Linked DNA regions of Homo sapiens: region 1 is linked to region 2. The links are chromatin loops, found by intact Hi-C in ENCODE. Cell type or tissue: endothelial cell of umbilical vein. All regions are shown on one strand. Links, peaks and the distances in the headings refer to the core of each region. The heading gives the core; the rest is flanking DNA.

Region 1 (16,329 bases), core at 5,434-13,433, 980 kb before region 2:
TCATTAAGACAGAAAGTCAACAAAGAAACAATGGATTTAAACTACACCTTGGAACAAATGGACTTAACAGATATATATGAACATTTCATCCAACAACTGCAGAATATACATTCAATTCAACAGCATATGGAACTTTCTCCAAGACAGACCATATGATAGGCCATAAAACGAGCCTCAATAAATTTAAGAAAATTGAAATTATATCAAGCACTCTCTCAGACCACAGTGGAATAAAACTGGAAATCAACTCCAAAAGGAACTTTCAAAACCATGCAAATACATGGAAATTAAATAACCTGCTCCTGAAAGAGCACTGGGTCAAAAACGAAATCAAGATGGAAATTAAAAAGTTTTTCAAACTGAATGACAATAATGACACAACCTATCAAAAGCTCTGGGATTCAGCAAAGGCAGTGCTAAGAGGAAAGTTCATAGCCCTGAACGCCTACATTGAAACGTCTGAAAGAGCACAAACAGACAATCTAAGGTCACATCTCAAGGAACTAGAGAAACAAAAACAAACCAAACCCAAACCCAGCAGAAGAAAGGAAATAACCAAGATCAGAGCAGAACTACATGAAATTGAAACAAACAAACAAACAAAAAATACAAAAGATAAATGGAACAAAAAGCTGTTTCTTTGAAAACATAAATGAAATTGATAGACCATTAGCAAGATTAACCAAGAAAAGAAGAGAGAAAATCCAAATAACCTCACTAAGAAATGAAACAGGAGATATTACAACTGACACCACTGAAATACAAAAGATGATTTGAGGCTACTATGAACACCTTTACGCACATAACTAGAAAACCTAGAGGAGATGGATAAATTCCTGGAAAAATACAACCCTCCTAGCTTAAATCAGGAGGAATTGGATACCCTGAACAGACCAATAACAAGCAGCAAGATTGAAATGGTAATTTTAAAATTACCAACAAAAAAAAGTCCAGGACCAGAAGGATTCACAGCAGAATTCTACCAGACATTCAAAGAAGAATTGGTACCAATCCTTTTGACACTATTCCACAAGATAGAGAAAGAAGGAACCCTCCCTAATTCATTCTATGAAGCTCCCATCATCCTAATACCAAAACCAGGAAATGACATAACCAGAAAAGAAAACTGCAGACCGATATCCTTGATGAACATAGATGCTAAAATCCTTAACAAAATACCAGCTAACTGAATCTAACAACATATCAAAAAGATAATCCACCATGATCAAGTGGGTTTCACACCAGGGATGCAGGGATGGTTTAACGTATGCAAGTCAATAAATGTGATACACCACATAAACAGAATTAAAAACAAAAATCACATGATCATGTCAATAGATGCAGGAAAAACATTCGACAAAATCCAGCATCGCTTTATCATTAAAACCCTCAGGAAAACCGGCATACAAGGGACATACCTTAACATAATAAAAGCCATCTATGACAAACCCATAGCCAACATAATACTGAATGGGGAAAAGTTCAAAGCATTCCCTCTGAGAACGGGAACAAGACTAGGATGCCTACTCTCACCACTTGTCTTCAATATAGTACTGAAAGTCCTAGTCAAAGCAATCAGACAAGAGAAAGAAATAAAGGGTGTCCAACTCGGTAAAGAGGAAGTCAAACTGTCACTGTTTGCTGACGATATGATCATTTACCTTGAAAACCCTAACAACTCCTCCAGAAAGTTCCTAGAACTGATAAAATAATTCAGCAACTTTCTCAATACAAGATTAATGTATACAAATCAGTAACTCTTCTATACATCAACAGCAACCAAGCAGAGAATCAAATCAAGAACTCAACCCTTTTTACAGTAGTTGCAAAAAATAAAATAAAATAAAATACTTAGGAATATACCTGACAAAGGAGTTGAAAGACCTCTACAAGAAAAACTACAAAACACTGCTGAAAGAAATCATAGACAACACAAACAAATGGAAACATATCCCATGCTCATGGGTGGGTAGAATCAATATTGTGAAAATGACTATACTGCCGAAAGCAGTCTACAAATTCAATGCAATCCCCACCAAAATACCATCATCATTCTTCACAGACTTAGAAAAAACAATTATAAAATTCACATGGAACCAAAAAAGAACTTGTATAGCCAAAGCAAGACTAAGCAAAAAGAACAAATCTTGAGGCATCACACTATCTGATTTTAAACTATGCTATAAAGATATAGTCACCAAAACAGTGTGGTAGTAGTATAAAAATAAGCACATAGACCAAGGGAACAGAATAGAGAACCCAGAAATAATCCAAAATAATCCCAAATACTTACAGTCAACTGATCTTCGACAAAGCAAACAAAAACCTAAAGTGGGGAAAGGACACCCTTTTCAACAAATGGTGCTGGGATAATTGGCTAGCCACATGTAGGAGAATGAAACTGGATCCTCATCTCTCACCTTATACAAAAATCAACTCAAGATGGATTAAGGATTTAAACCTACGACCTGAAGGTATAAAAAGTGCTAGAAGGTGACATTGGAAAAACCTTTTAGACATTGGCTTAGGCAAGGATTTCATGACCAAGAACCCAAAAGCAAATGCAATAAAAACAAAAATAAATAGCTGGGCCTAATTAAACTAAAGAGCTTTTGCACGGCAAAAGGAACAGTCAGCAGAGTAAACAGACAACCCACAGAGTGGGAGAAAATCTTCACAATCTATACATCTGACAAAGGACTAATATCCAGAATTTACAATGAATTTAAACAAATCAGTAAGAAAAAAAACAAATAATCCCATCAAAAAGTGGGCTAAGGACATGAACAGACAATCCTCAAAAGAAGATATACAAATGGCTAACAAACATATGAAAAAATGCTCAACACCACTAATGATCAGGGAAACTCAAATCAAAACTACAATGCGATACCACCTTACTCTTTCAAGAATGTCCATAATCAAAAAATCAAAAAACGGTAGACCCTTGGCATGGATGTGGTGTACAAGGAACACTTCTACACTGCTGGCAGGAATGTAAACTAGTACAGCCACTGTGGGAAACAGTGTGGAGATTCCTTAAAGAACTAAAAGTAGAACTACCATTTGATCCAGCAATCCCACTACTGGGTATCTACCCAGAGGAAAAGTCAATATTTGACAAAGATACTTGCACACGCATGTTTACAGCAGCATAATTCACAATTGCAAAATTGTGGAACCAACCCAAATGCCCATCAATCAACCAGCAGGTAAAGAAACTGTGATGTGTGTGTGTGTGTGTATGTAAGTGTGTGTGTGTGTATATATATATATATGATGGAATATGTATATGATGGAATACTATGTAGCCATAAACAGGTATGAATTAACAGCATTTGCAGTGATCTGGATGAGACTGGAGTCTATTATTCTAAGTGATGTAATGCAGGAATGGAAAACCAAACATCGTATGTTCTCACTGATATGTGGGAGCTAAGCTATGAGGATGCAAAGGCATACGAATGAGTCAGTGGACTTTGGGGACTTGAGGGGAAGAGTGGGAGGAGGGCGAGGGATAAAAGACTACAAATATGGTGCATTGTATACGTGGGTGGTGGGTGCACCAAAATCTCACAAATCACCACTAAAGAACTTATTCATAAAACCAAATACCACCTGTGCCCCAATAACTATGGAAACAAATTTGAAAAAATGTTCAGCATCACTAATCATCAGGGAATTGCAAGTCAAAACTACAGTTAGGTATCATCTCACCCAAGTTAGGATGGCTATTATCAAAAAGACAAAAAGACAAACAAACAAACAAACAAACAAAAAAAACATTGTTAAGTATATAGAGAAAAGGGAACTCTTGTATGCCATTGGTGGGAGTGTAAACTGGTACAGCCACTATGGGGAACAGCATGGAGGCTCCTCAAAAAACTACAAATAGAACTATCACATGCTTCAGCAACCCCACTACTGGGAATTTATCAAAAGAAAGGAAATCGGCACTTTTAAGACATCTGCACCCCCATGTTTATTGCAGCACTATTCCCAATAGCTAAGATATGGAAACTATGTAAGTGTTCAACATAGACAAATGAATGAAGAAAATGTATGTTATATATACACAATGAAATACTATCCAGTCATAAAGAGGAATGAAATACTGTCATTTGCAGCAATAAGTGTGGAAAGGGAGGACATTACGTTAAGTGAAATAAGCTCAGAACAGAAAGTTAAACACAACGTGTTCTCACTCATATGTGGAAGCTAAAAAAAAAAGTTGATTTCATAGAAGTAAAAAGAACACAGGAGACTAGAGCCTGGGAAGGGTAGGGGAAAGGAGGGATTGGCAAAAGAACAGCTGGATAGGAGGAATAGGTTCTAGTGTTCTTCAGCACGGTAGGATGACTGTAGTTAACAGTGATGATACGGATAGTGTCAATAGCTAGAAGGAGGAGGATATGGAATGTTCCCAACAAAAAGAGATGATAAATATTTGACCTAAAGGATATGCTGATTGCCACTATACATTATATATATCAAAACATCACTATAAAGATGTATAATTATGTCAATCAAAAAAATTTTTAATAAAAAGGAAATGAAAAAAGAAAACATCATAGAGAAGAAAGGATACCTGCCTGCATAGGTTTTCATTGCAAACGAAGGTGGCCTATCTGATTCTCATTTCTGCACAGTGGAATGTGGCAGCAGCCCCTACCGGTGACTGAGTTCTCATCATAATGGCAGAAAACACGGTTTTGAAAGCTGATATCTTTAAAGGCAGGTGTGACCCAGCAGCCTACGCTGCAACAATCACTTTTATTTCTTACACTGCTCGTGGGCTCAGTCTGACCGGTAACTTGCACCAATAGTACAAGCCAGAATGCCAACCTGCCCACTTCCATCTCACACCAACCTTGATGTTCTATTGGGTACTGAAACCAAAAATCGAAGTTTAGCTGAAAAACACACATCTACTATGTTGAGCATCTACTGTGTGGAGCGATTCTAGCATTCTTGATTTGTTTTGTTTTATTGCTGCTGTCATTTTGTTTTGCGTTTTAGTGGACAGACCTCTCCTTTGAGGCATCTTTTACTTCTTCTCTGGTGGAAGCCAAAACCATCGGTCTTTCACGTGCCTTTCTAATTGTTTTTAACCCACTGTGATCTAACCCAGTGGCTGACAGAGAAGGAGCTGGAGGAGATATGAATTGCTGACTGAGTCTCCAACAGGTTGGAGTCTAGGAGAGAGGGAGACTTGGGCTTTAGTGTAGACCATTGTTGAATTGTGGGGTAATCTTTGAAGCCATGCCCAGATTCTATACAATGGTGCATTTTAAAGATAGGAAAAACAAATATGGAAGAAATGAATAAACCAAAAGAGATAGTATCAGTGCCCTGGGGCTTGATTAAAACAACAATAGGACAAGCAGAAACTCTGGTAACTCCCAGACTGGGAAGCCAGTTAGGGATTTGAGGGCTGTTTTTGCATGTCTTTTAATTTAGCGTGACATACTAAAAGAATCTTAGAGTATTTTGGTTCATTTTTCCTGTCCTTAATTCTCTTTTATTGGTTTCTGCTTCGACGTTACCTTTTAGTTCGGTTTTGTTTGATGAGAAATGGTTTTGGAATTTTGACTCAAAAATGGAGGGATTCTTTATCTATTTTGTTCCTGGATCAAATAAAATCACCGAATGTCTGACATCAGTTCTACTGTTTGAGATCTTTTATGCTACTCCTTTAATTCCTTCTCACATGGGGTCTGAAATCCTGAATTGGAAGCTGTCATTTCCCTACCAGCTCTTCTGTCACCTATTTTATAAATTCCCTGAAGCCAAATCACATTAGTCTACCCTTCCTTGAGGTTAACAGTTGATTTAATTTAACTGTGTCTCCTAGGAAGGCCCTTTCACTAGCTATCCTGGTTGGCAGCGTTTCCTCTTTCTCTTGGGCCCATGTTTCCTCCTTAGAGATAACAAAGGCCCCATTTTTTCCCTCCTCTCCATACATAGCCGAGAAGTTTAACAACCCACAGCTATTCACTCTGCTCCCAGTTATTTGTCCAGCAGTGTCCCGTGTGTACGTGCATGTGTGTCTGGTGTAGGGAGGTGCCCACCAGGGCAGAACACACTAGAAAGATATCACTGCTTTTGCCCTTCAAGACCTTACAACTTAATGGGGTACATAAGATGGCCTTAATGTAATTAAGCAGACAAATTAAAGCAGACAAATAGGAAAAAGCTCAAATGGGAGAATAAGAAAAAGTAGTAGAGCAACAACAAGAATTTGTTGAATGATTCTTAATTCATTGCCAGGCACTATACTAAGCACATTGTGAGCAATATCCTATTCAATTCTCTCTACAGCCTTACAAGTCTGGGGGACTATGATTAGTCCCATTTTACAGATAAGACAATGAAGGCTCTGAAGTGTTAAGTGACTTGGCCCAAACCGCACAGCTACTGCATACAGGTGACTTCTGGTTCTGGGGCCTGAGCTTGTAACCATGGCCATGTCCTTGCTGTGGGTGCGACAGACTCTCAGAGCAGGAGCAAGTCAGGAAGAGCCACACGAGTCGGAAGTTGCACAGCTGAGCTGGGCTTTGAGAGACTCACAGAGTTCAGCTCAAAGGAAGGGCATTTCAGGAGGCAGGTGGGAGGATGGAGGAGAGCATAATAATGAGGCATGGTGAACGGCAGGAAAGGTTGGGTCAGGGGCTTGTGCACAGAAGGTGGCCACAAAACATGGGACTCGACGTGGCAGGCTGCAGGCGGGCTCCAAGCCTGAGAGACGATGTGGACTGTGGGCTTTGGCTCAGCCGTGGCTCAGGAGGCACCGGCGCTGACGTGTAGGTGCTGTCCTGGGCTGGGCTGGTGTCTGCAGGATGAAGCAATGGGGCATCCTCCAGTTTATTCCAATTTTGGGTTTAGTTCTCCTTTTTGAAATTCCTTTTCTTTTATGGTTACTTTAATTCTGTTCACTTTTGTGAGCAATGACTTTGAAATCATGACTCGGAAAGGTCAGAGAAAGAGACACCCGGAGACCAATAATCACCAACAGGGCTGGGGACAGATTCAATAGGAAGGAAAAAAAAACCAAAGGCTTCCCCAAAGGCAGGCTCTGGGTGTCTGGAAATGTGGTTTTGCTGACAGAATTAGGACAAGGAGCCAGTCTGGGGGAGGATGACCTCAGTTTTGGATAAGTTGAGTCTGAGGTGACATCAGAGAGCCGGTGGAGCAGTCTAGTCGGTAGCCTGGGGTACAGCGAGAGGTCAAGGCCAAGAGAACAGGCTTGTTATTTTCTTTCTCTTTATTTCCAAGAAATTCCACATTGCCACTCCCACACCCTACCTTTTTTTTTTTTTCCTTTTATATGGCTACTAGATTTTTCCAGAACCATCCAGACACTTCCACAATCCCAGCACCCTTCTAGTCCAGCCTACACAGCCCTGTCTCCATGACAGGCTTGGTAAAACTGCCCCCATGGAAAGCGTTGCTGATTCCTCACCAGAATGTCTCTCTGCAGGAAGTGCAGACTCCCGGGAGCTTTGAGAACGTGGCTCATTACTCATGGTCTGTCCAAGCCCTGCTGTCTGTGCAGAGGGGACTCTGACTTCAGTTAGGTCTGTGACATGCACTCTCCCATCAGGGGCAGCTGCCAAAACCCAAGCAGAAATCTACAGTGACGGTTTCCATTCACAGATAATATTGTGTGTGTGGCTGGCTGCGGACTGGAAATGTGGATCCTGTCAGTACCACTGAACTCACTTGGAAAACGCGGCTGCAATGTGTCACGCACAGGCACACTGGCCAGAGGCCGGGACCCAGGCCCTGCGGCGGTGGGAGCTGCGAATGCACTGACTGGACGTGGGCCCTGTCAGAAACACTTCATCCATCAGTGCGCAGCCCACTGGGGCCCGGAGGGCTCCATGAAAGTCACCGGGCCCTGAGACACCAGGAATATGCTTCCTGTGCTCCAAGATCACCCAGTACCCCTCTGGTCCCTTCAAAGGCTGTGATTCCACCTCTGAAAATGGGTTAGAGAAACCTGGCATTAAACAAAGATGATGAGAGTCCACCGCTTCAGACTGAACTCCTGCCCTAGGCCCCAACAGACCAGGCCAAATCAAAATGGAATCACTCATGCCAAATGTCACATCATCAAACTGAAACTTGAAGGAAGCAAATAGGGCCCAAAACAGACCAGTTTTTCCTGAAAACAGGAGATTCCAGTCTACTGAGTCAGCATAATAAGGAAGTTACGTTCTCCAAACCTTCCAAAACAAGTATCCTCATGCTAACCAGTCAGCTTTTTTCTTGTTTCCCTGTTCCCACCTTACCAAACCCACTGTTCTGCTCTTGCCCAGTGAGATCTCTCATTCTGTTTAATAGAAGGGAGGCTGCCCTGGTTCATGAATCATGCATAAAAGCCAATGAGACCTACAGCTAAATGGGTTGTAATTTTGTCAACAGGTAGGTTTGATGTGCCCTGGGGTTAGAGGTGAGAGCAGGTATGGGCTCTGTGGGTGAGGCCCTGTGGACCAGGGCATGGAGGAGGCCGTGTGGCTTTGTGGAGCCACACAGCAATGGTGTGGGCTGCTGGGTTCTTCTAACCACAGCAGGACAACAGGTCCCTGAAGCTGGAGGCAGCCCCAGAGGCATCTCAGCCAGCCTTCTCCTTGTAAAGGTAAAACTCGGAGCTCAGAAGGGATCTGTGTCTTGTCCCTGTAGGAGTAGAAGAGAGAACTCTAACCCAAATCCCGGGATCCCTCCACTACTCCCTAACCCCCTTTTCAAGTGCGTTTCAAAAGAATGGGGAAGTGAGGCTAATATTAAGAATTTGTCACAGGTTATAACTGCTTTATGAAACAGATCTTCAGGTTTCTTGGTGGTGCAAAGGCAGTATCACCCTCCCCTTCTCACAGTACTGTGACTCCTTCTGCCAGGTTAGTTACAAATATAGGACCTGCTTTTTCTTTCTTTCTTTCTTTCTTTCTTTCTTTCTTTCTTTCTTTCTTTCTTTCTTTCTTTCTTCTTTCTTTCTTTCTTTCTTTCTTCTTTTTTTAATCAGGGGAAGCAAGGATTCAGGTAGTGCTCCAAGGCTAGGTGGTGTCCGCCCTCTTCAAGGCCACAGCAAGGCTCCAGGCTAGAAAAATCTTGGTTCCTTTACATGTACCTCTCTGGTTACTTTTCTTCTCATCTATAAAAACACAGCATTAGCCAGATGTGGTGGTACATGCCTGTAGTCCCAGCAACTTAGGAGGCTGAGGTGGGAGGATCCCTTGAGCCCAGGAGGTTGAGGCTGCAGTGAGCTATGATCATGCCACTGTGCTCCACCTGGGCAACAGAGCAAGATCCCATCTTTAAAATATGAATAAGTAAATAAAATCATAGTGGTAGGTACTGTGACTTCTACTGTCCTCCCAAGCTCTCAAATTCTATTATTCCATAAAATCAAAGTGGCTTTAGTCTTCCTGAGAAGTCCTTATCCACGCAGATTTTAGTGATAACACTCAGAGTTGGCGCTGGTGGATAGTACCTACGCTGGGCCTTTGTAGAAATCACACTGGCAGTGTGCGTAAGGAAATCTAAAATGGCACCAGTCTTTTTACTTTCTACAAGTCTGTCCTGGGGAAATAATCTGAACTGCAATCCAGATATATCTATAAGCATATTTATTATTATAACATTATTTAGAGAATCAGAGAATTACAAACTATTTCCAATGTAATTTCCAATTACAAACAATGTCCAATATAGGGCAGTGGTTAAATCTAGTCATAATGGTAATAGTACGCAGTTACCAAAACTATGTTTTCAGAGAATATTTGTAAGAAAAATACTCATAGTATGTTATATGTTAATATAATATACAAATGAAAATTGCCAGTAATCCTTAGTTTTAGGAAAAGAGATCTACAATTTATACATGAATTTTTAAAAACTAGAAATAAAAGAAAATGCTAGCAGTGAACATAGGAATCATAGATGATTTTTAAAAATGTTCTCTACAATTTTTAAGTTTTCTCTGAAGAATAGGTATATCTTTTATAATCATAAAATAAATAATGGGACAAAAATTACTCACTAGGACTTCTGCTTCCAGGAAGATAGAGTCATCCACTTTTCCCTAAGTCATCCACTTTTCCACCCTCTAAGTACAACTAAAGACCATGCACATTATCTACAAAACAAATATAAGAAGACTCTGAAAGATGGAGAAGAAGGCAGACCAGCTGGGGACATGACGGGCTAAGGAAAAAACAGCGGTGAGTTCGCTGGGTTATCTTCTTCTCTCATATATCCCTGTCTTGGAGCTGAAGAAGGCAGAAACCCAGGCACAGGAAAAAAAAAAAACAAAAAAAAAAGCCCCAACAAAAGCCTGCTCTCTCTAGCTAAAGGACCAGGAAAAGGGCAGATTAGCAAAACAGGATACTTTTAGACAATGACTGCTGTATTCCAGGCAAACAGCACAGAAAAAACTTTGCCCCCCAACCCCCACCCCACCGCCCAACACAAATAAAGGCCAGATAGGATGCCCAGACTTCACTCTTGCAAGGCTGCAATGAGCCCTAAACCCCGACTGGGGTGGTGTCAGAGAGGACTGAGTTGGGAGCTGGGACTTCCACGATAGTGAGTAATGAGCCTCCTGCCTCTCCCCATTCTCATAGTGTCATTGGACATCATGCAGAGAACTTGGACTTCTGCCCCCACCAATCAGTAATAAGTAGTGCCCCTCTTTTTCCCCTGTTGGAGCATTGCCACAGAAAGCCAGCAAAACAGAAAGTTTAAATAAGGTCCAGGGTTTTAGGCCAGGTGTGGTGGCTCATGCCTGTAATCCCAGCACTTTGGGAGGCCGAGGCAGGTGGATCACCTGAGGTCGGGAGTTTGAGACCAGCCTGACCAACACGGAGAAACCCTGTTTCTACTAAAAATTCAAAATTAGCTGGGTGTGGTGGCACATGCCTGTAATCCCAGCTACTCGGGAGGCTGAGGCAGGAGAATCGCTTGAACCTGGGAGGCGGAGGTTGCAGTGAGCCAAGGTCGCGCCATTGCACTTCAGCCTGGGAAACATAAGCGAAACGCCATCTCAAAAAAAAAAAAAAAAAAAGATCCAGGGTTTTATATGCCCAAAAATGTCCAGGCTTCAATAAAAAAATTACTCATCATACTAAGAACCAGGAAACTCACAGTCTGAATGAAAAAGGACAATCAATAGACACCCACACCAACCTTAGAAAGATGTTAGAATTATCCGAAAAGGTTTTAAAGCAGCCATGACAAAAAAAGCTTCACTAGCAAATATAAACAAATTTGAAACAAAAGAAAAAAAAATAAAAGTTTCAGAAAAGAAATAGAAAGTTTACACAAAAAAGAAGGCATAAAGAAGAACCAAATGGAAATTTGAAGGTTGAAATAATGCAATAACCAAAAATTAAAAACTCAGTGAATGGGCTCAACACCAGAATGGAGGAGACAAAGGAAAAAATCAGTAGTTGAAGTTAGAACAGAAGTTCCCCAACCTGAACAACTAAAAGAAAACAGGCTAGAAAAATAAATAAATAAACAGACGCTCACAAACTTGGAGGACTATAATAAAAGACATGACATCAGGGTCATCAGAGTCCCACAGGGAGAAGACAAAGAAAGTGGTGCTGAAAAAGTACTCGAAGAAATAATGATTCAAAATTCCCCAAATTTAGCCAAAGACATAAACTAACAGATTGAGGAAGTCAAGCAAACCCTCAACTGGATATACCCGAAGGAATCCACACCAAGACACATCACGTCATCATTCTAAAAACAAAACAAAACTCTTACAAGCAGCAAGAGAGGAGTGACATCTGGCCTATAGAGGAAAAGTGATTCAAATGTCAGTAGATTTTTCACCAGAAACCATGGATGCAAGAAGGAAGCGGCACAACATTTTTCAAAGGCTGAAATAGAAGAACTATTAGCCCAGAATCTTATATCTGATGAAAATGTTAAGGTATGAAGGAAAAATAAAGATATTTTCAGATGAAGAAAAATAAAGATAATTTGCTGCCATCATACCTGCTCTAAAAGAATGGCTAAAGGAGATTCTCCAACAAGTAAGGAAATCCTTAAAAAAAGAAAACAGAATCTTGAAATATCAGAAAGGAAGAAAGAACAATGGAAAGAGAAAAATGTGATAAATAAAATACATTTTCTTTTCTTAAGTTTCCTAAATTATGTTTGATGACTGATATAGTTATTAGAAGAAACATTTAAGATAGTTATTAAATGGGGGAAGATAAAAGGACATAAGGGAAGTAAGATTTCTGCACTTTACTTAAACTGGCAATATGTAGTACACTGTGATGTTATGTATATATAATCTAATGCCTAGAATAATCACTGAAAAAGCTAAACAAAGAAATACACTCAAAAATATGATAGATGAATCAAAATGGAATTCTAAAAAATGTTCAAGTAGCCCGACAGGAAAGCGGGAAAAGAAAACAAATAAAAAACAGAGTAAACAGAAAACAAAAACAAAAAAGTAGACTAAAGCCCTAACATGGCAAAAATTACACTAAATGTAAAGGCCTAAATACTCAATTAAAAGACACAGATTGGCAGATTGAATTTTAAAAATTGCTATATGTGCTGTCTAAAAGAAACTCACTTCAGCTATAACAATAGAGGCAGATTAAAATTAAAATAAAGAATATATTATACAAATATAAATCAAAATAAATCACTATTAGCTATATAGTAACATCAGATAAAGTAGATTTCAAAGCAAGGCAAACTACCAGAAACAGAGATATTACATAATGATTAAAAGCTCAGTCCACCAAGAAGACATAGCAATCCTAAGGTATGCACCAAACAATAGAGAAATATGTCAAATATGTGAAGGAAAAAATACATAGAATGAAGACAAATATATAAATCTGTAATTATAATTGGAAACTTCCACAACACTTCCTTCAATAATTGACAGAATAACAAGACAGAAAACTGGCAAGGATACAGAAAACCTCAATAACGTCATCAACCAATAGGATTGAATTGACATTTATAGAACACTCTGCCCCCAAATAGCACAATATATATTTTCCTCAAGCATCCACAGAAATATACTAAGATAGACTATATCCTGGGCTATAAAACAAATCTCAAAATTTTAAAAATATTTTAAATTGTACCGAGTGTACTTCTGACTAAAATGAAATCAAATTAGAAATTAGTAACAGAAAGATAACAGGAAAATCTCCAAACATTTGGTAACTAGACAATACACGTCTAAATAACCACAGATAACAGAGAAAGTCTCCAGGGAATTAAAAAAAATGCATTAAACTGAACGAAAGTGAAAATACAATGTAAAAATATTTGTGGCATACAACTAAAATAGCGCTGACAAGGAAATGCGTATTACTAAGTGCTTACATTAGAACAGAGAAAAAGCCTGAAATCAATAGTCTAATCTCCCACCGCAGGAATCTAGGAAAAGAAGAGAAAAATTAACACAAAACCAGGAAAAAAAAGAAATAATAAAGATCAGAGCACCAATCAATAAAATTGAAAAGAAAAGAGAGAAAATCAATGAAACTAAAGGATGGTTCTTTGAAATGTTCGATAAAATTGACAAGCTGGTATGAAGACTGACAAAGAAAAAAGAGAGTGGACACAATTTGCCAATGCCGGAAATGGCATGAAAGATCACTAGAGAACTTACAGCTATCAAAAGGATAGTGAGGTGATACTAAAATAAATAAATCTGACAACTTAAATGAATGGATCAACTTACTGAAAAGCACAAACTACCACCACTCATTCAAAATAAATAGATCATTAAATATCCATTTAACTATAAAGGAATTGAATTAATAATTTTAAAACACCCCAAAGATAAAATCTCAAGGCCCAGGTGGTTTCGCTGAAAAATTACACCAAATGTTTAAAGAATTAACACTAACTCTATGCAATCTCTTTCAAAAAATAGAAGAAAAGGGAATACTTTTCAATTCATCTTATGAAGCTAGAATTATTCTGGTACAAAAAAAAAAACAGAAAAAGGCAGTACAAAAAAAGAAAAATACAGACCCATATAGATGCAAAACATCTTATCAAAATATTAGCAAATAGAATTTGGCAATACATAAAAATATATGCCATGAGCAAGTAAAGTATACTTCAGTAAAGTAAAGCTGCTTAAATATTTCAAAATCAATGAATGTAACCTACCATACTAATATGCTTAAAAAAAACTATTAAATCAATTGGTGAAGAAAATACTTTCTAAAAATTCAAAACTGAATCATAACAAAAACTCTCAGAAAAATGCAAATAGAGGATAATTTCTACTTGATAAAGAGCATCTACAGAAACCCTACAGCTAACAATATACTTAATAGTGAAATAGTGAATGTTTTCTTACTTTTTTTTTTTTTTTATTGACCAGGCTGGTGTGCAGCGGCTCCATCTTGGCTCACTGCAATCTCCGCCTCCTGAGTTGAAGTGATTCTCCTGCTCTGACTCCCAAGTAGCTGGGATTACAGGGGCCCAACACCAGGCCTAGCTAATTTTTGTATTTTAGTGGAGATGGGGTTTCACCACATTGGCCAGGCTGGTCTTGAACTCCTGACCTCAGGTGATCCACCTGCCTCTGCCTCCCAAAGTGCTGGGATTATAGGCATAAGCCACTGTGCCCCACCTGAATGTTTTCTTTCTAAGATTAAGAACAAGGCAAGAATGTCCCATCTCTCAACTCCCATTTAACACAGTAGTGGAAATTGTATTCAATGCAATAAGGCGAGAAAATAAAATGAAAGGCGTACAGAGTAGAGGTGACGAAATAAAACTGTTCCTATTTGTAGATAATATGATGATCTATGTAGAAAATCCCCCCAAAATCCACAAAAACTCCTAAACTAATCATATTAATAAACTATTTAGCTAATAAGCAAGCTCTGCAAGGTTACAGGATAGAAGACAAACCAATGTATGAAAATCAAGTGTATTTATATATTCTAGCCATGAAAATGTGGACACCTCAATTAAAAATACAATACAGTTATAATCACTAACAAGCAGGAAACACTTTAGGGTAAATACAACAAAATATATAGAACTTGCATGCTGAAAACTACAAAATGCTAACAAAAGAAGTCAAAGAAGACCTAAATAAATGGAGAGATATACCATGTTTATGAATTGGAAGAGCTAAAATAATTAAAATGTCAATTCTCCCCACACTGATACACAGTTTATAGTAGATTGAGTAAAATCTGTGAATATATTCAGGTCATAATCCCTGGAAGGAGTAAAATCTGTGAATATATTCAGGTCATAATCCTTGGAACCTCTGAATGCTATCTTATATAAAGGAACTGGGCTGGGCATGGTAACTCACATCTGTAATCCCAGCACTTTGGGAGGCCGAGGTGGGCCGATCACCTGAGATCAGGAGTTCGAGATCAGACTGTCCAACATGGTGAAACCCCGTCTCTACTAAACATACAAAAATTTAGCCAGGCATAGTGGCACATGTCTGTAATCCCAGCTACTTGGGAGGGTGAGGCAGGAGAATCACTTGAACCGTGGAGGCAGAGGTTGTAGTGAGCCGAGATTGCACATTGCACTCCAGCCTGGGCAACAAGAGGGAAACTCTGTTTCAGAAAACAAAAAACAAAAAAACGGAACTGTGCACTTGTGATTAAGCTAAGGATGTTGAGGTTGGGAGACTATCCTAGATTATTTTGGGCGTCTAAAATGTAATCACAAGTGTCCTTATAAGAGGGAACCAGAGGGATAGTTGACGCAGAAGTGCAAGTGGGAGGTGAAAATGAAGCAAAAGGTTGGAGCAATGGACTTTGAAGATGGAGGAAGGAGTCCTAAGCCAAGCCATGCAGACGGCCACTAGAAACCAGAAGAGGCAAGAAAACAGATTCTTCCCTCAGAGCCTCCAAAATAAACCAGCCCTGTCCATACCTTAACTTCAGTCCAATATGTCTGAAGACTTCTCGCCACCAGAACTGTAAGAGAATAAACTCGTTGTTTTAAGCCAGTAAGTCTGTGAGAATTTGTTAAAGCAGTAATAGGAAACTAGTAAACAGGTTTAATGAGATTCCTACCAAAATCTCAACAAGATTTTTTTTTGTAGCTATAGATAAGCTTATTCTACATTTATATGAAAAAGCAAAAAAACTAGAATAGCCAAAAACATTTTTAAAAAGAGATGAAATTCTTGAAAGAATTTAGTCTACCCAATTTAGATTGATTGAAAGAAATTAGTCTACCCAATTTCAGGATTCCTTACATAGCTAAGACTGTGTGGCATTGGGGGAGGGATAGGCATATATAGATCAATGAAACAGAATAGAGAACACAAAAATTGATGCA
Region 2 (16,329 bases), core at 4,914-12,913:
TTGTTTTAAAGACAAAGTGATCCATATTGCCTGTCTACATGGTTGGATTAATCCGATAGTTGCCCTCCTGGGGGCAGACCTCCACGGGAAGTTTGTGTGATGGGATAATTTAATGTCATCTAAGTCCCCTGGAGGGGCGGTTCCCCTAACTACTCACCCAGGAGAAAGCCAGCCAACACCTACCTGATCGTTCCCGCCTCGGGATGGCCCACCTATCGCCCCTTGGCAGGAAAGCCCCCGCCTCGAAGGGCGTTTCGGGGGCTCAGAGCCGAGCTAAGCTGCAAGAGGGGGCCATGGGGAATGCGGGAAGTGAATCTTTAACTTTGGTGCCCGGCTTCAAAAGACTCAGGGCTTCTTGTGTTCAGGCAGAGGTAAATGGAGATTCAAACTGTCGTCTTGCATTAACAATCCGGAATAAAAATAAAATTCGTAAAGGGATAGATGATCGGAAAGAACAAATGGTGCATGTGTGCGCGAACGAGCCCCAGTTTCTCTCCATCCAGGTCCCCAGCGGACTCAGAGCGGCCGCCGCACTCCACGGCCTGGGAGGACAGAGGCCCCGCAGCCTCCCAACCTCGGCTCATGTGGGGGGCGCGCCGCGCAGGGTGGGCGAGTCCCCAGGCCCCAGAGTCTGCCGGAGCCAGGGTGCGCGGTGCGGCGGGAGCCGGCCGTCGGAGGACTGCAGGGCGAAAGCGCCTTCCTGGGGCTGGAGCAGAAGGCGTGTGCCCCTGCACGGACGCGCCTTGGCTGTGGGTGTGGGAAGAAAGGCTTTGCCCCGTGAGACAGACCCACAGACAGCCCCGGAGCCGCCGGCGGGGTGAGGTGGGCTGCAACCTTGCAGGTGGCTGGCTGTTCCCAGGTCTCCGGCCCGGCGCCGCAGCGGACCCAGGCGCCGGGGCCGCAGCCAGCCTTCCTTCCGAGTGCTCCCTTCGCGGAACCCTGCGCCCTGGGACCTTCCTTCCGACGTCCCTCACCCCGGCCGGGGAGTGGCACCAACGCGGACGCACCGCCGGGCCTCCTGCGGGTAAGGCGCGGTCGGCCCCCAGCTCTGAGCCTTCTGGGCAGGAGCCCCGGGGGCCTGGGCCGGGGCCGGTGTTTGCACCTCTCAGGACAGGGACAAGGCCGACACCCGGCTCGGTGCAGCCGGCCTCCCCCGAGGACCTGAGGGCCGACGCCTCCGGGAACCGCTGGTCCTCGCGAGTGGGTCGGCGCCTGGCAGCGCGCGCCGGTGACCTGGTGGTCCGTCTGCTCCCAGGCCGCCCCTCACAGGCTTCCCGCCGCTTCCCCGCGAGCGTCAGCAGAAAAAGGGACGATGTGGAAGCCCGGAGGCCCCTTGGCCGACCCAGGCTGGGGCTCTCAGGCTGGGGGCACCTCACCCCGGCAGGTCCCGCGCCTCGGGAACCCGGGGCCAGGCAGCCGTCCTGGGCGCCCGCACCGCGCACTGCGCGTGCTACGAGCGCCCCCTGCCGTCGGAGGCGTTGTCTCCGCGGCGCCTCTGCCCGCGCCGGGCTCCAAGGGCCGGCTCCGCCTGTCCCCGCACAGCGTCCCCTGGGAACCGGGTCTCCAGAGAAGGAGGCCTGGGGAAGACCGCGCCGCCCGCGTGGGACCCCGCAGGGCCTGGCACCTGGTTTTCTAGGCTGCAACTCTCATCCCTCAGGGTCCGGGCGGGAACAGCCCCATCGGGGAGACCCTCTCAGACTTCCAGGCACAGACCACGGACGCTTTTGTTCCTGGAGTGGAGGGAGGTGACCCGAGACTGGGGCTTTCAGCCACCGCTACGCATTCCTTCCAGGCGGCCCTTTTAATTGACGTACACGTTACAGAAAAAGCAAGGCCGCTCCATCCAGTGAATTACATTGTGGGAGATGCCAAGGAATGTATTTACTGGCAGCCAGGTTTGCCAATAAAAGTTGCAAATAAAGACTGCTGGTTTCCAGGAAAATGTACTTCTGTTTTTTAAACACTCCTTAGTCTTAATTACCAAAAACTGAGCCTCCAAAGAACCGGTTTCGAGAACAGGACCAGTGAGTGGCGGTGCTGGCGAGGCCTCACACCCCCACGTGCAATCACACACCCCGATGTCGCCTATGGGAACAAGGACCATGCACACCTATGGCTTTGCCCACAGAGAGGCTCGCCCGTATTTACATACGCAGCAGACACAGACACAGGCGAAACGTTGGCACACAGAGAGGTATGCGCTCGGATTAGGGCTGTTTAGTTTGGAAGTGAAGAAATAAGAAAAGACAAACTATGGCAAACAGGCGAATTTCCACAGAAATAAATGTCTGCGAGGAAAGGAGGCACTTGCTCTGTAGTGTTTAGTTATGGTCGCCCTGGTAGTTCTTTTTAGTCCGACCGGGTTGACTATAAATGAAGGCAGCAGAGAAATGCAGAATTTACATTTACTAAAGGTCCGCTTTGGCTTGGGGTCACAAGGACCCCAGTGGGAATTAGAAAATCTCCCCACTCACTAGATGGAGCAGCACCTCCCCCCACAAAAAAAGGGGTTTGGGGCAGAGTGTGCACGCTAATGAGAGGCAAATTTATTCCATGTTTCTCCAATCTTAAACACGGACACTCATAACCACAATTATAAAGACTGGTAGGATGCACAGAACACTTAGTATGCGGTCATCCTGCTGTGTGCTTTAAACACTCCTTTCACCTAATCCTCACAAGGACGCTGACATGGATATTATGATCTACATCTTACACATGAGGAAACTGAGCTTAAAGAAAAGAGAGAGCTTTCCCAAGATTACACAGCCCTCGCAGTTGCACTCTGCACAGGCTCACTGGATCTAAGACGCCACTTATGATAAGGTACAGTGCTTATGAGCCACTAAGAGGGGAAAAAACTAAATTATTAAATATCATCAGTGGTAAATCTCATCTCCGTTTCAGTTGCTAAAATGAAAAAAAAAATGTGCATTTCAGATCGATGATACGTTTACTAATCCATGTAATCAACAAACACATAGAGGCCTGCTCCGTGTTTGGCTTTCTTCTAGCAGCTGGGTGTGTAACAGAGCACCCTTTGCAGACATCCATGAAGCTAAATACTAATTATTATGGGAAGGATGTTTACCCACAGCAACCGTTGAATCTATTATATATGTGTACACATACTGACTTGCACTGGTCTGGTTTATCTGCACACTTCCATACTCTTCTAGAGATGCTCACGCCAGTGCTATGAGGAGAAACTGGTATACGCGCATGCACAGAAAAATGGTATATATTTGGACACAGACATTCTGTATAAACGAATAAAGGACCTGCTGGTGAATGCATTGTTCTCTCCTCCTGGATGCTATCTGGTGGCTCCTCTCCTGCTTTTCCCTTCATTTAGTTTCCCCAAGGAAGATTCTCCAGAAAACACAGCAAATAAAGCAGAGAGGCTCTTTTCTGCCCCTGCCTCAATGGTGGGCCCGCTCTTACCCACAGCTCCAGACAGATGGGCAGGCAGGCAGGCAGGCCAGGAGCCTCAGAACACTGAGGAAGCAGGAGCAGTTCCTCTCGGACCCATGGCAGACGTCAGCCAGAGGAGGCTGGAGGAGGGATGGGCAGCAGGAGGTGGGTTTCAGGTTGTAGCTCACCTCCAGGACACCATGCCGGGGCTGTCCAGAAGTCACCAAAGTCAAGCCCTTGGCATCATAGAGAGGGAAACTGAGGCTCTCAGAAGAGAGCTGGCCCAAGATGGGGAGGGCTTCTACCCAGGACTTGCAGTCTAGTGCGGCCTTCCCCCAGCAGATGCCCAGGCTCCTCCGCCTTCAGTCCCACCAAGGCCTAGCGACTAACGCAGCTGTTGTCTTTGGCCAGGTAGGCCTTGAGGGTCAGGGTTGGGGTAGGAGCAGGGAAAAGGAGAGAGTGGGTGGCAGGGAAGATGAATGAAGGGCGGAGGGTGGCAGGGGCTTTTTCCTTTTCCAGGAATTCCTCCCTTGCCCAACACAAGCTTGGCTTGGGTCTGGACGATTGACCCAAAGGCCAACCCTTGGGGGAGAGAAGAGAACCCCGGACGCAGAGCCAGAGGAGGCCCAAGACCTCAGGCTCCGGAGGTGTTTGGCCACCAAGTGCGCGGGGCAGCAGGGGCCCTACTTTCCCGGGGTCCGGCCCGCCACAGGGGTGCCCAGGGTCTTCTCTGTGCGGTCTTCCCTCGAAGAGCCGGGGAAGCCCAGTCCTGCCGGAGTGGGGCACAGGGCACCGCGGCCCAGATTCCCCGCGGAGCGCCCGGCCCTGCCGGCCGCGGCGACAGTCTGGGGCGGTCCTGCTTCTCCTCAAGACCAGCCGATGGGTCGGGGCGCCTGGTCTCCCGGTGTCTCCCCGTCGTGCGCAGGAAGGTGCTTTTAAAGGCCGGCGGCCGGCGCGCGAGCTCGCACACCGCAGCCGCGCCGGCCTGTGTTTAGTCTGGCGCTGAGGTCCTTCCTGAGCAGATGGGAGGAGGAAGCCTTCTCCAGGCCGTTCCTGCCGTCGCCCACCCGGCCCATCCATCATTTTCTCACCTACTGGCCCCAGGACCGCGAAGTCCTCACTGAGAGCTGGGCACAAAGTCCGGGCCGGGTCACAGACCCCCGCCACCTCGCCCGCGCGTGAGAGCTTTTCCTTCTTCCTTCAGCACAAAGGCTGCCATTATTGCATGTCCCTGTGATGAAACACGCACCAGATTAGATAAGGCTGAATTGCACTTTTATAGGGTGCCAGTATCGTCCATGAGACACTCTCCTTTTATTCGTGAGAGTGTGCGCTTATAAGAATGGTTTGCTTGAGTAGTTATCACTCTCCTCAAAGAGACAACATCTACACACAGAGTGACTTCTTAGGGAAGGACTGCGGGATGCCCAGAGCGGGGGAAATTAGTTACTCGCCGAGAAAGAGCAAGTTACTAAAAGTTGCTGACCTCTGGGGCCTGGCCCAGTCAGCCAGGAGCACTGTTTTGCTTTTGTGTGTGGCAATTCCGCATGGTGCCCGGTGCCATCCCAAGAAACGCACCCTAGGAGTTTTCATTGTTTGCCTTTGTGAGCATTTGCTATCAAAGATGCGGTGTTAGGCGTATTTGTTTTAGTAAGGAACGCATCCAGAGGCGGGCAGACGTGTCACTGGGAGAATGTTTTGGCAGGAGCGGGGCAGGGGTTTTACATAATAGGAAAACAGATGCAGCTCCACCCTTCGAACATCAAGGCAAACACATCCACGCATTTTGTTTAATATCAGTCACATTGTCTACTGTCTGCTGGAAGTAGGTTAATTTTCTAGTAAACACCACTCTTACTGCTGCCAACTGTTTTTTTCTGGAATGGGCTCAGACTCACCCAGGTCCTCCTGCTTTGTTCATTTCAGGTTGTCTTTGGATATTTTAAAAGAGCTAATGCATGACAATAATATTTCCATATATATATGGAAATACATATATGTGTGTGTGTGTGTGTATATATATATAGAGAGAGAGAGAGAGAGAGTGTGTGTGTGTGTGTGTGTGTGTGTGTGTGTGTCTTAGTGACCCAGGCTGGAGTGTAGTGGAGGGATCCTTTTGCTTCTAAACAAAGCTTGAGAAAACTATACCTCGTATTTCTCTTTCTCCTTAGTTGGGCAAATTTTGCATTTCCCTTGATTATGCATTAAATGGAGTAAAATCAGTTTTTCTAATTCTTTTTTTTTCTTCTTGCTTGTTTGTACATCAGCTTTCCTGATGATATCTCTATAGCTCTGCCGATTTCAAGGAGATTCAATTATCAGATGGTGTTGACAGTCTGCTGTAAATCTCATAAAAGGAGAGTTGGGCTTTATTTTCTGGCTGTGCCAGACATTTTCCAATTAAGCATTTAGAACCTAGAAGGCATCCCCGACTAGATCAGAGTAATATGAAATACAGGTCAAGTGCTGGATTCAAAGTCCTTAGCAATGTCCCTTTAAAAACAAATTTCTCTGATATGCCCAGATCTGGGTTTCCAATATTAGCATAACTTTCAGTTTTATCCACCAGGCAAACAAATGTTGTGTCTACATTTGGGGCAAAAAGAAAATGATGGATGCATAATTTCTTTCTCTTAGGAAGAGTTTCTGGAATTTTGAGGGTTCACTCTGGTGTGTCCCTGGATGGCCTCAATTCATCTTCCCCCAGGTGACCAATTGCTGGCCATTTAATATGCATTATTTTTAAAGTTTGACATTAGGTGGATGTGGAGGGATAGAAGACAGAATGGGGGTGGCATCAGAAAAGAGATCAGAGTCCAGAACTGTGAAGAAAGAGTGTGATGGGCCTTTTACTGCGACGACCTTCTCTGAGGAAGCACGAGGACTGTGGTGCAAATTCCCTCATATTTGGAAGGGCTCATTGATGACCATAGGGAGCAAACTGTGTGACAGGGAGAGACGTCGCAGGGAAGCTCCCCTTCCCCTGTTTGGTGATGCCTCTGAAACCCCCGGGATGGCCATGCACAGAGCGTCCCTTGGCGTCTGCTGGCTGGATTGCGGACCTTCTGGCTGCAGCTTGAGACGCCTTCTGTCCTTTCTGTTTTAAAAGATACAGGACCTCTCTGAAACTTCGGTGCTGATTGCTTTGACGTAATCGTTTCCTTCATTAGAGACCCTGGGCCCTGGGGAGGAGAAGGGACAGAGGGAGGAGGTGGCGTAGAGAAGGCCCCTCTGGTGAAGACAGCAGGGGAAACCCGCACCCACTGGCATCCAGAACTTGGAGGGGGGCAGGGGGCGGTCCCAGGATTTGAGCTTCTCAGCCAGCTCCTCCGTTCTAGGGGCAGCCGCTTCCTTTCCTCAGGTGCAGAGGAGACTGGGCTGGCTGGGCCTCTCCAGGCCTCCGCAGGTGGGTCCCGGGGCGCAGGCACACGGAGCACTTTAGTGCACACGGGCAGGAAACTTCTGGACCTTCCTATCGCAGCCACCCAAGGGCGGATAAAGCAGGTGCGGAGGCCGGCCTGGGGAGCAGAGGCTGCCTGGCCGCTGGCGGGTCTCCGGCGGAGGAGGCACTCAGGTGTGGGGCCAGCGCTGGGGCTCGCTTCTCTGCGGGAGCGTGGGTGTCGAGTGTGCGTGTTCACCCTGAATATTTTCCATCTCTGTGCGGAGCTCTATGTCTGCCCGGTCCAATTTCTGCCCACATTCCGTAAACGCCGTGAAAGGCCATTTTTCTTTCTGAAGCAAATCCAAAATAATACACACGATGAAGTGCAGGCAGGATGCCTGTGGAAAAAAGAACTTCTCCAATTATTTCAATGGAACGAAATAGCTGGGCTCTCCAAGCAAAATCTGACTGAGAAATCTGACCTTCCTCCATTGAAGGCCGAGGAGGTCCGGGGGACACAGCCTGGTCACCAGCAGCCACAGGTTAGACCAGGCAGTGCAAGGCCCCGCCGGCCCATCAGGCCCAGGGGCACGACGGGCTTAGCTGTGCCTCAGTTTATTTTTTCTCAAAGGAATGAATCATATCTATCTCTTATAACTTAGACGTTTGAGCTGTCTTTTAAGAGGGGTTTTAGTGAGATGATTCAATGGAGAACCTTCGGAATGCCTTTGAGAAAAACTGTAAATACAGGAAATTAAAACACGAGGATAAACCGCAAGTGAGAGAGTGTGGTGGGGCTCTGAAGTTATGGTTCTGTCGCGAGAGTCGAAGGGTCCCCATGCTGCCGGGAGCCGTGTGTTCGCGTCTCACTCTGCTAAGGAAAGAAGCCGCAGACAGAGGCGGGCAGCATGGCTGGGAGAGGCTCAGATGCCTGCAGGGCCAAGGAAGTCTTCCCCTCAGAGCACCTGCCTGTGCCTCTCCCCCATCATAGTTTGTGTATAAGCCGTCTCAATGAGCTTCAGAAAAAATTGCATCATAGTTTGAAACAAAGGGAGCTATGAAGTCTAGGAAAAGTCATCCTTTATATGTCGCAACAGATATTTAGATTTGTAAATATGCATAAATGACTAACATGCATATCATACTAGTTTACTCCAGTGTGAGTTCGATGTTAAACACAAGTGAGGCTTTCAACAGTGAAATATTTTAAGCCAACTAGATGTCCACTACTAAAAACATCAACTTAATGGGATCACACCAAAAAAGAAGAATGAGGACTTTGCAAAGCCTGGAATGGCGAGCTGCAGATGGATTCATTTGGATGGAGAATGTTAAAGAAAATGCAAAATAAAAATGATGGCCGAGGTCAGGGGGTGATGCTTGTATGATTGTGTAGGTTTTAAAATTACACAGTGGGAAAACAGAATTTGGAAAAACACTGTTTGCCATTTGAGAGCTCAGAACACATCCAGAGAAGCCTCTGAGAAATCCCCACCAATAAGCATGGGACCAGCGGTGGGACAGGCAGAGAGCCTCACAGAAGGCGTGGGAAGAGAAGGAAGCTGAGCTGGTGGGGGAAGGAGACGTGTAAATGGCCCGAAGTAATTTGGTGAGAGGAAGAGATAAACAAGGGGCCTAAAGCCCTGGGAAGCCAGAGAAGGAAAGCCTCCGTGACTCCCAACACCATGGCTTCAAGTGTCACACAAAGCCCCTTATCTCCCTCTGGTCTGATGTTATCGCACCTTTAAATGGTAAATCATTTATATAACATTTGCTGATTCACAAAATGAAGGCACTGAGAATTAACATGAGGATGGGGGGGATAGTTAGGGGCACAGTCTTCGGGAGTGTGGATTTCCCTTGTCACCTGGCATAATCTTATCTCTGGGGCTTATCGTGGGGAGGTGCAGAGGCAGGGAAGGGGCCAGAACTGGAGCTGGGGGGAGGGGGCTGGTAAGGAGGGTTGAGGGCTGTTCTTTTGTTTTTTCTGGGCTGGTTGTGTGTGTGTGTGTGTCCCTGTGAGCCTCCAGGGCAAATGACTCTGGCTTTCCCAGGGGGAGAATTTTCATGAAGCCTTGTCTCTTGGCAAGTTGACTATTGGAACTTCACTCTGCACATTGTAACAGGGGGAGGAGGAGCCTGGGATCTTAGGTGATGTCTTAAACAGAAGAGAGGCTCTGAGAATAGGAAAGAGTGAGAGGAACCAAGAAGTTCCCCATGTTCAACTCCAGCCAAGATGAGCTTTCTTGTCCATCAGCGTCTACAGAAAAGAAATTGCTTTTAAAAATCCGTTATTTACTAGCCTGTTTCAGACATGCTGGATGCGATCAGTGGCATTTTATTTGGGGCTACAAATTAAAGAGAGCTTCCATCTTTTGTACTTATTTGTTGCAAACTTAGTTGCTATGGGTTTAATGCATGGTGTTCTCTTATGATTCCAAATAAGCTAGAATTGGACCTTGTTTTTTGTGTTTGTTTGTTTGGATTATTTACCAATTTAACAGTGGGGCATTGTATACCAACTTCAGTGACTCTAAAGTTAGTAAGTTCTGATAACCCACTGCCAATGGGCCTTGGTTTTCAAGACTGGAACCGGTGGCTTTAGTTATTTCTCAACTTCATAAGAAAGTATTGGCAAATTATTTCCCACCCGCGCCCCCTCCCCTCCTTTTGTTTTCGGTTTCCCCAGCAGGAATCCAGTCTGAGTTGAGGCGCCGGTGGGCAGGGACCGTGATGGAGCTCTGATGCCATCTAGTGGCAACCCGGAGAAGCGCACTTAGATGCCTCGCCTCGGCTGGAGTGAAAGCCCAGGCGGTTTCGCACCAGCAAGGTGGTGAGATGTGTTTGCCAGGTGAAGTCCTTGAGCCTTAGGACAAAGCATTTGCAAGCCAAGGACCTTCCTACCACATTTGGAGTGGAAATACACCGCAAGGGCTTTACGGCTGGGTCCGTAGCGTGACTCCAGCTCATGAGGGAGAGAGAGCAGCTGAACGTCACTGTGGGAAACCGGGGTGTGCTTCGGTGGGCCTGTTCCCCTACCGCGGGCCAAAAAGCCCTCGATGAACTTCGTTTTCCTTGCTTTCTGCTCGGTTCTCTCCAGCTTCAAATCCAAATGTACCCAGAGGCAACGGAGGCCCAGAAAAGCTGAAGATGTGTGTGCAGCACACGGCTCTGCTGAAAGGGCTGAGGGCTGTGCTTGGCCAGCGTGGCTCACATTATCTCCAAAATTAATATTGACCCCGTTGTTACCCCTCCTCAAAGAAGACCCCCTAAACCAAGCTGTTCTTTTGGTGCTCCACGGTAAACTTGGGTAGTGGAGGCGGGGAGAGAAGAGGGTGGGAAGGCGGAGGAGGGCCAGGGGAGGTGCAAGCCCCCCGTGGTTTGCAAAGTGCAGGCTGGCACCCGCGGAGGGAGGTGGGAAGGAGAGCCCCGAGGAGCAATCTCAGGCCCAGTGATTTCAGGGAAGAGTGTGTGCAGAAGTTAGGGAGCTAGGAGCTGAGTTTCCTAAAGCGATCCACACCTAGGCAGCTGCTGGAGAGTCTGTGTGAGGCACGTGGCCCCCAGGGTCCAGATGCTCACTGAGAGAAGAAGGGGCCATGACCACCTCACCCTACTCAGTGCTGCGCTTCTGAACTGGAAGTAGACCCGGGGTGCCCGGACCCGCTGTAGGGGAGGCAGACGCCCGCTGGGGTCCAGGAACAGCCGCCCACCCTGGCCTGGTGTGCCCCGGCCGGCACGGCCCCGCGGCCATCCTGAGGAGCAGCCCTGGGCTGATGGGGCCCCTGGGGATCCCCAGTCTGCTGGCAGACACTTTCCGACCATCCTGGCTGCCTTAGATGTGGGTGCGTCACCTAAAAATACAGCCTGTGGAGAGACCTCAATTGTGGTTCCCACGAGGGGGCATGATGGGTGAAATTAACTGATAAAACAAAATGTTTGTAACTGCCTCCGACGATTCCCGGGAATTACAGAAAGCTCACCTTCGTCTCTCTTAGTCATTGGTTTATTCAACACAGTATCCTCAATAAAGCAGCTAGGACTGCGCGCTATTGTGTCGCAGGCCCCCACCCCCCCGTGACAAGCTCAGCCCCTCCCTTTCCTCCTCTGCTTTGTTGTCACACGAGACACAGGTGGGGGGGACCGTGGCCTGCCTGCGCACGGCTGGAGAGCGGGAGGGCTTGCAGGGGGCGGTGAGGTTGAAGGACATTTCAGCATGGACGGCTGATGGAACGCCTAGAGAGCAGGCTGGGCTTTTGGTGCAGGGTGTTTAGGCTGTACATTTTGAATGCTAATTTCTAAGTCCTGGGCCTGCCTCAGTTGTCGCCATCGGTTATGGTGAGGGCGCTGCAGCCCACGCTGTTCCTCGCCACCACGGCTGGTGGCCAGCCACCTGTCTCACCCAGCGCCCTGCCAGGCTGGGGGCTCCTCCAGAGACCAGCTTCCATGGCGAGGTGCCTGCCCCTCCCTCCTCCCTTGGCCCGTGGCCCCCGAGGGCCCAAGTCAGCATGAAACGCCTGAATCCCGGTGGGAAAAAGGGCCTGCGAGGTGGGTCCCGGCTGGGCAGGGCCGAGACACCCTGGGTGCTGGGAGGGGCGTGGTGGGGCTGCCCGAGGCAAGAGCCGCGCAGGGATGTGGGATCCCCCGCAGTCGCTCCCTGCCCAGGTATTGCCTGACTGCAGTTACATAAAAAGCCTTTATGGGCTGGGGGGAGTGTGTAATTTGTTCTGGAAGAACATAAAGTTCATTGTTTTCCCTCAGCTGTGGTCACTCTGCTCCATCTGTGCTATAAGCGCTCACAACCTCGTCTCTTCCGCAGGCAGTTTTTTCCACGGGCTTCCATGAGGCAGGTTTTAGACGACAGAATTCTAGCCCTTTAGGAATGAAAGAGAAATCAGGGCTTTCTCTCCGTGCCACGGTGGTGAGGCGAGTATTCTATCGAAGCCCACGCTTGGCACGTTTGCTTGTCTCCCGGGCCATTGGAACCGTGTGATCCATAAGGCGCCTGAGCGCGCGTTTGGTCAGAGGGGCTCGGTCACTCGCCAGGGGAAACCCTGGGTGCGGGAGCTTCCTCTGCATTTGGGCTGCACCTTGATAGACTCAGAACCTACAGGGAAAGATGACGGCTAACTCCGCCGACCTCTCAACCGGGAGAGCCCCAGAGAGGAAGCAGATTTGTCTCCTGGACTATCGAAGTGTCCCGGTGGCAAGCTAAGCGGAAAGCTAGTAAGTGGGTGAGTCTGCCCTTGCCAGGAATTCCTCAGCCGTTTTCTGTGCCTTCGTCTGACTTTTTCTTTTTTTAGGATGGTAAAATGAAAACAGCTTATCACACACACGCACACACACGCGCACACACACGCACCTGAATTCCCCACGGAAGCTACAGGAACGTCACCGCCCTCGGCTGCCAAGCAGATTCCAGTGAGGGCAGAAAGAACACCAGTCAAGCAAGGGAGCACTTCCTTGTCCTACAACCTCATCCCAGAGTCTATTTTTGTTAAAACTCCAGAAGAAGGAAGGAAACCCTCCAGCACCCTCACATGTGTTTCTTTCCCACAGGAGAGTCTTGTCTTTTCTTTTTCCCGACCCCCCTGTCCCTTGGAGAAAGAGACCTGGGTCCTTTGCCAGTGGGTGGTGCTGCTGGGGAGAGCGAGGGGGCCCGAAGCTCCTACCTGTGACTTTCTTCCTGGGACGCAGGCTCAGAGTCTCTGTCCCTCCGAGGCCAGCTCTTCCGGACAAAGGTGGCAGGGTCTGGGGTCCCTTTGGTTGGGCAAAGAGATATGCAGAAACCCGACAGATTAGCACAGGTTCCCAAAAGCATTGGATGCGTTCATGGGGTGGGGGTAGCCTCGGCAGGGCTTCCAGAAAATTCGCTAAAGGAGGAAAAGTTCTTCCTTAGCCTCATGAAGCCTGACTTTGTGTCTGATTTTCTCACCCCCGTTGTGTGTTTGTAGAAGAAAAATCCCTGGGAATTGCCTCACTCCTCACAAACACTCCGCACAGCCTTCAACATCACCCAAGGATCTTTTCCTTAGTTCAAAGGAAAAATGTGCTCTTTCAGTCCATGAATGTACCCCTTTCTAGCCGCAGAATCATCACATCACGCACTGTGCATGCCGCACCTGGGGGCGGGGGATGATCAGAAAGCGCTTTCCTTGTAGTGTCTTTTCCACTGAATATACCTCAAAATCAGACTTACCTGGCTGCAACCTTCTGCTCATGGGCTGAGTCTAGGGGCATGCATATGCTTTTTTCAGTTGTCATGTTATTTAAGTTTTGTTTAAATCGATTAGAATGAGCCCCTGCTTTTTGTGGTCTTTCATGTTATTGATATTTTTGAAGAGTCCAGATCAGCTGTCTAGTAGAATGTGCCACCATCTGGATTTGTTAAATTATTTCCTCACAATTATATTAGGGTTAAACATTTAAAAATTATTTTAAATTCCGGGGTACACATGCATGTTTGTTACATGGGTCTGTTGTGTCATGGTGGGAACTGGGCTTCCAATGTACCCAACACCCAAATATTGAACATGGTACCCAATAGGTATTTTTGCCCCTCCCCCTCCTCTCATCCTCTCCGCTTTTGGAGTCTCCCATGTCTATTATTTCCATCTTTATGTCCACGTGTGCCCATTGTTTAGCTCCCATTCATAAGTGAGAACATAAGATATTTGATTTTCTGCTTCTTAGGGTAATGGCCCCCAGCTCCATCCATGTTGCTGCAGAGGACATGATTTCATTCTTTTCTATGGCTGCATGGGAAGAAGCTTGTATTTTATTAAAGATTAAGCAAGATCCATGTTGCTGAGGATGTTTTGTCTGTGTGTGTGTGTGTGTGTGTGTGTGTGTGTGTGTGTGTGTGTGTGTGTGGAGAGGGGTAGGTAGAGTATACCGGAAGGAAGTAGGACTGTAGATGTTGAGCTTTTTGTCCTCCAGAATTGAATGTGGGCCACGCTGGTGTTTGTGGAGTTCCATGATGGCTGAGCTGTGATGACTGATGTTGCCAGGAGCTTTGTCTGTGTGGACTCGACCCTCTGCCATGTTGCCCAGTTCTCCTTGAAGTCAGTGGAAGCTGCATGGCCTGGCCTGGCGCAGCTGCAGGTGATGCAGCCACTGTTAGGTGAGCCTGGCCTCATTCAGAAATGATCTCCAAAATTCTTTAGAGAAAAGGGGGAGACTGCTGTGTGAAAAATGTCTGCTGATGCCTGCAGACCTTCCTAAAGCTGCTTGCGATTACAGCCGTACTTTATTGTCATGATGTTTCGAATGTAGTAGATCTTGACCACAAATTAGCCGAGAAAAGAACAATATTTTAGCATGGCAGCCACCCTGCTGGGAATACTGTTTTGCATCTGGGGCATCATTTGGTTGTTTCTGTTAGGAATTGAAAAAAAAAACTGCTGAGGGTAGAATGAGAAAGAATTAGAAAGAAGACAGCGTCACACACAGGGTTGACAGACTGGCTGCAGATTGAGTGCAAATAGCACATTTACCTGCATGCCCTATCAGAAAGGGCCCGAGGAAGAATGCCTGGCAGCCGGATGACGGCTTCTGTTTTCTTCCCCAGGTTTGGCATCTCACAGCACCCAGGCTCACCCATAGTCTGTTCACTTTCTTGAAACCATCCTGTTCAACTTCTGTAAGACATTTTCTTGACAGAAACTTTGTTCATTGCTATCCAAATACAACACCTGATTCTCATGATCGCGGTAGTTACGTTCTGCAAAGTCACCACGAACACTGACTCAGCACATCATGAGCCATTGCTCCTAGGAGAAGCACAGGGTTGGGTTCCTGCAAGCCTCTGGTCACATTTTTGTCCACTGACCACTACACTTTGTTTTTGTTTGTTAGTTTTTTTTCTGTTGTTGTTTTTCTTGAGACAGGGACTCACTATGCTGCCCAGATTGTAGTGCAGTGGCACTATCATGGCTCACTACAGCCTCTGTCTCCCAAGCTCAGGTGATCCTCCCACCTCAGCCTCCCGAGTAGCTGGGACTACAGGCACACACCACCATGCCTGGCTAATAAAAAAAAAATTTTTTTCATAGAGATGATGGCTCACTATATTGCCTAGGCTGGTCTCAAACTCCTGGGCTCATGCAATCCTCCTGCCTCGACCTCCCAAAATGCTGGGATTATAGGCGTGAGCCACCATGCCTGACCTACACTTTGTTTTATGTGTGTTCTTGTTTAAGGTCACTATATTTAATATATGATTTTGATTCATGAACATTAAACTCAGAGTGACACCACCAGCACTTGTGCCTGAATGGAGTTTCACCGACACACCTGGCTTCTCGCCTTCTGTGCTCAGAAACACTACATAGCTCAGCACTGTGTTTGGGGCTACCCTGGACTTGAAACCACCAACACAAGCGTGAAAATGGGGCACTCAATCAGCTGTGGACAGGGTGCGTGTTTACCACATGAGCTGGAGCGTGGCATGGTCAGCCAGGATCATGCACATCAGGAAACTCCAACGTTTTGCCGCTCAGCACATGTCCACGAATAACTGGGAAAGCAGCACCAGGGTTGATTTGGGAGTTACGAATAAGTTTTAGTTAGGAGAACAATTTACATATATGGAATCTGTGGGTCATGAGGGCTGATCATATATTGATGCAGCCAATGTGCATTTTTAAGATCTGTTGATTGTGGATAATGGTTAACTCCTAGGAAGTGAGTTTTGGGTCTTATCTAATGTCAAACCATTAAAAAAATTAATTGCATTTATACAGTGTTTTGTTGGTGAAGACATGACTTGGGAAATAACTCTTTACTTTTCTTGCCCCTTGAAGTCTTTCAAGCTTGTCTCTCCAGGTTGTCTTTCTACATCCATCAAGGAAATCACCCACCAAACACCTTCTGCATCCCTGGGTGTGCAGAAGGACCTGGTGTTAAGCCTCATTTACCTGCCAACAATAACAGAGTTCTGGGATGTCCTAAAGACCAGCATTTCATCATCGTTGAACTAGGAATATGAGCATGTTCAACAAATTGGGGGAGAGGATAATTTCACTTAGGGATGGCGTTTTTGCCCTCTTGGGCTATATTAGGGAAAAATATTTCACGTAAAGGATCTCTTTCATGTGGCCTTTTCACATTTTCATGAAAAGGGAGGTTTATCAACTTTTTCCTAAGTGAGATTATGACGCTGCCCCCGTAGGGCACCATTCCCTAAGCTGAGTGCCGTAGAGAACCAGCAACACGGGTTATGCAATTGTATAAACTTGGGAATTATGAGCGACGTTGAATTGTTTCCTGCTGCAGACCTTTCCAGAGCCTTCAGCAGCTAATGTACCTTTTGAAATCACAAGGTATGGAAGGCGTCTCACAGAGTTGACCATGGGATGATCTCCTGGATTTGTGTTCTCTAGGCTTATTTTGGGAAACACCCCGATAAGGACTGGATGGATGGTGCACAGAATACACAGGGAGTGTCCGAGGCTGAGGTGCTGCCCCAGTGCTTGGTTTCTGGTGTTGTTTCCCTCATGGATAGAGGGCAGGCAGGGTGGCGGCCACAATGAAAT

The links. A loop is a pair of places that touch in the nucleus more often than their neighbours do. Peaks named below come from ENCODE experiments on the same cell type or tissue, not always from the same donor. Only the 100,000 strongest peaks of a DNase experiment are listed, where the experiment ranks them.
Region 1: a loop joins it to region 2, with 4 times the contacts of the local background. A loop is called at or near these places in 2 of 110 quality-filtered maps.

Annotation. Positions count from the first base shown.
Region 1 is chr6:2,570,821-2,587,149 of GRCh38, reverse strand. No RefSeq gene overlaps it. Among named protein-coding and RNA genes, the nearest start is that of LINC02521, 56 kb to the left of the region's middle. In endothelial cell of umbilical vein, for the core only: no CTCF peak of the experiment used is centred there; DNase peaks (open chromatin) are centred at 8,239 and 10,329; H3K27ac peaks cover 3,783 bases.
Region 2 is chr6:1,589,654-1,605,982 of GRCh38, reverse strand. It overlaps FOXCUT (FOXC1 upstream transcript), which reads right to left and starts at 452. Exons shown (of 2, transcript NR_125804.1): 1 at 184-452. RefSeq lists silencers at 1,194-1,263, 1,314-1,733, 8,251-8,485 and enhancers at 9,596-9,645, 9,522-10,075, 11,280-11,797. In endothelial cell of umbilical vein, for the core only: a CTCF peak has its summit at 9,572 (motif pointing left); a DNase peak (open chromatin) is centred at 9,532; H3K27me3 peaks cover 182 bases.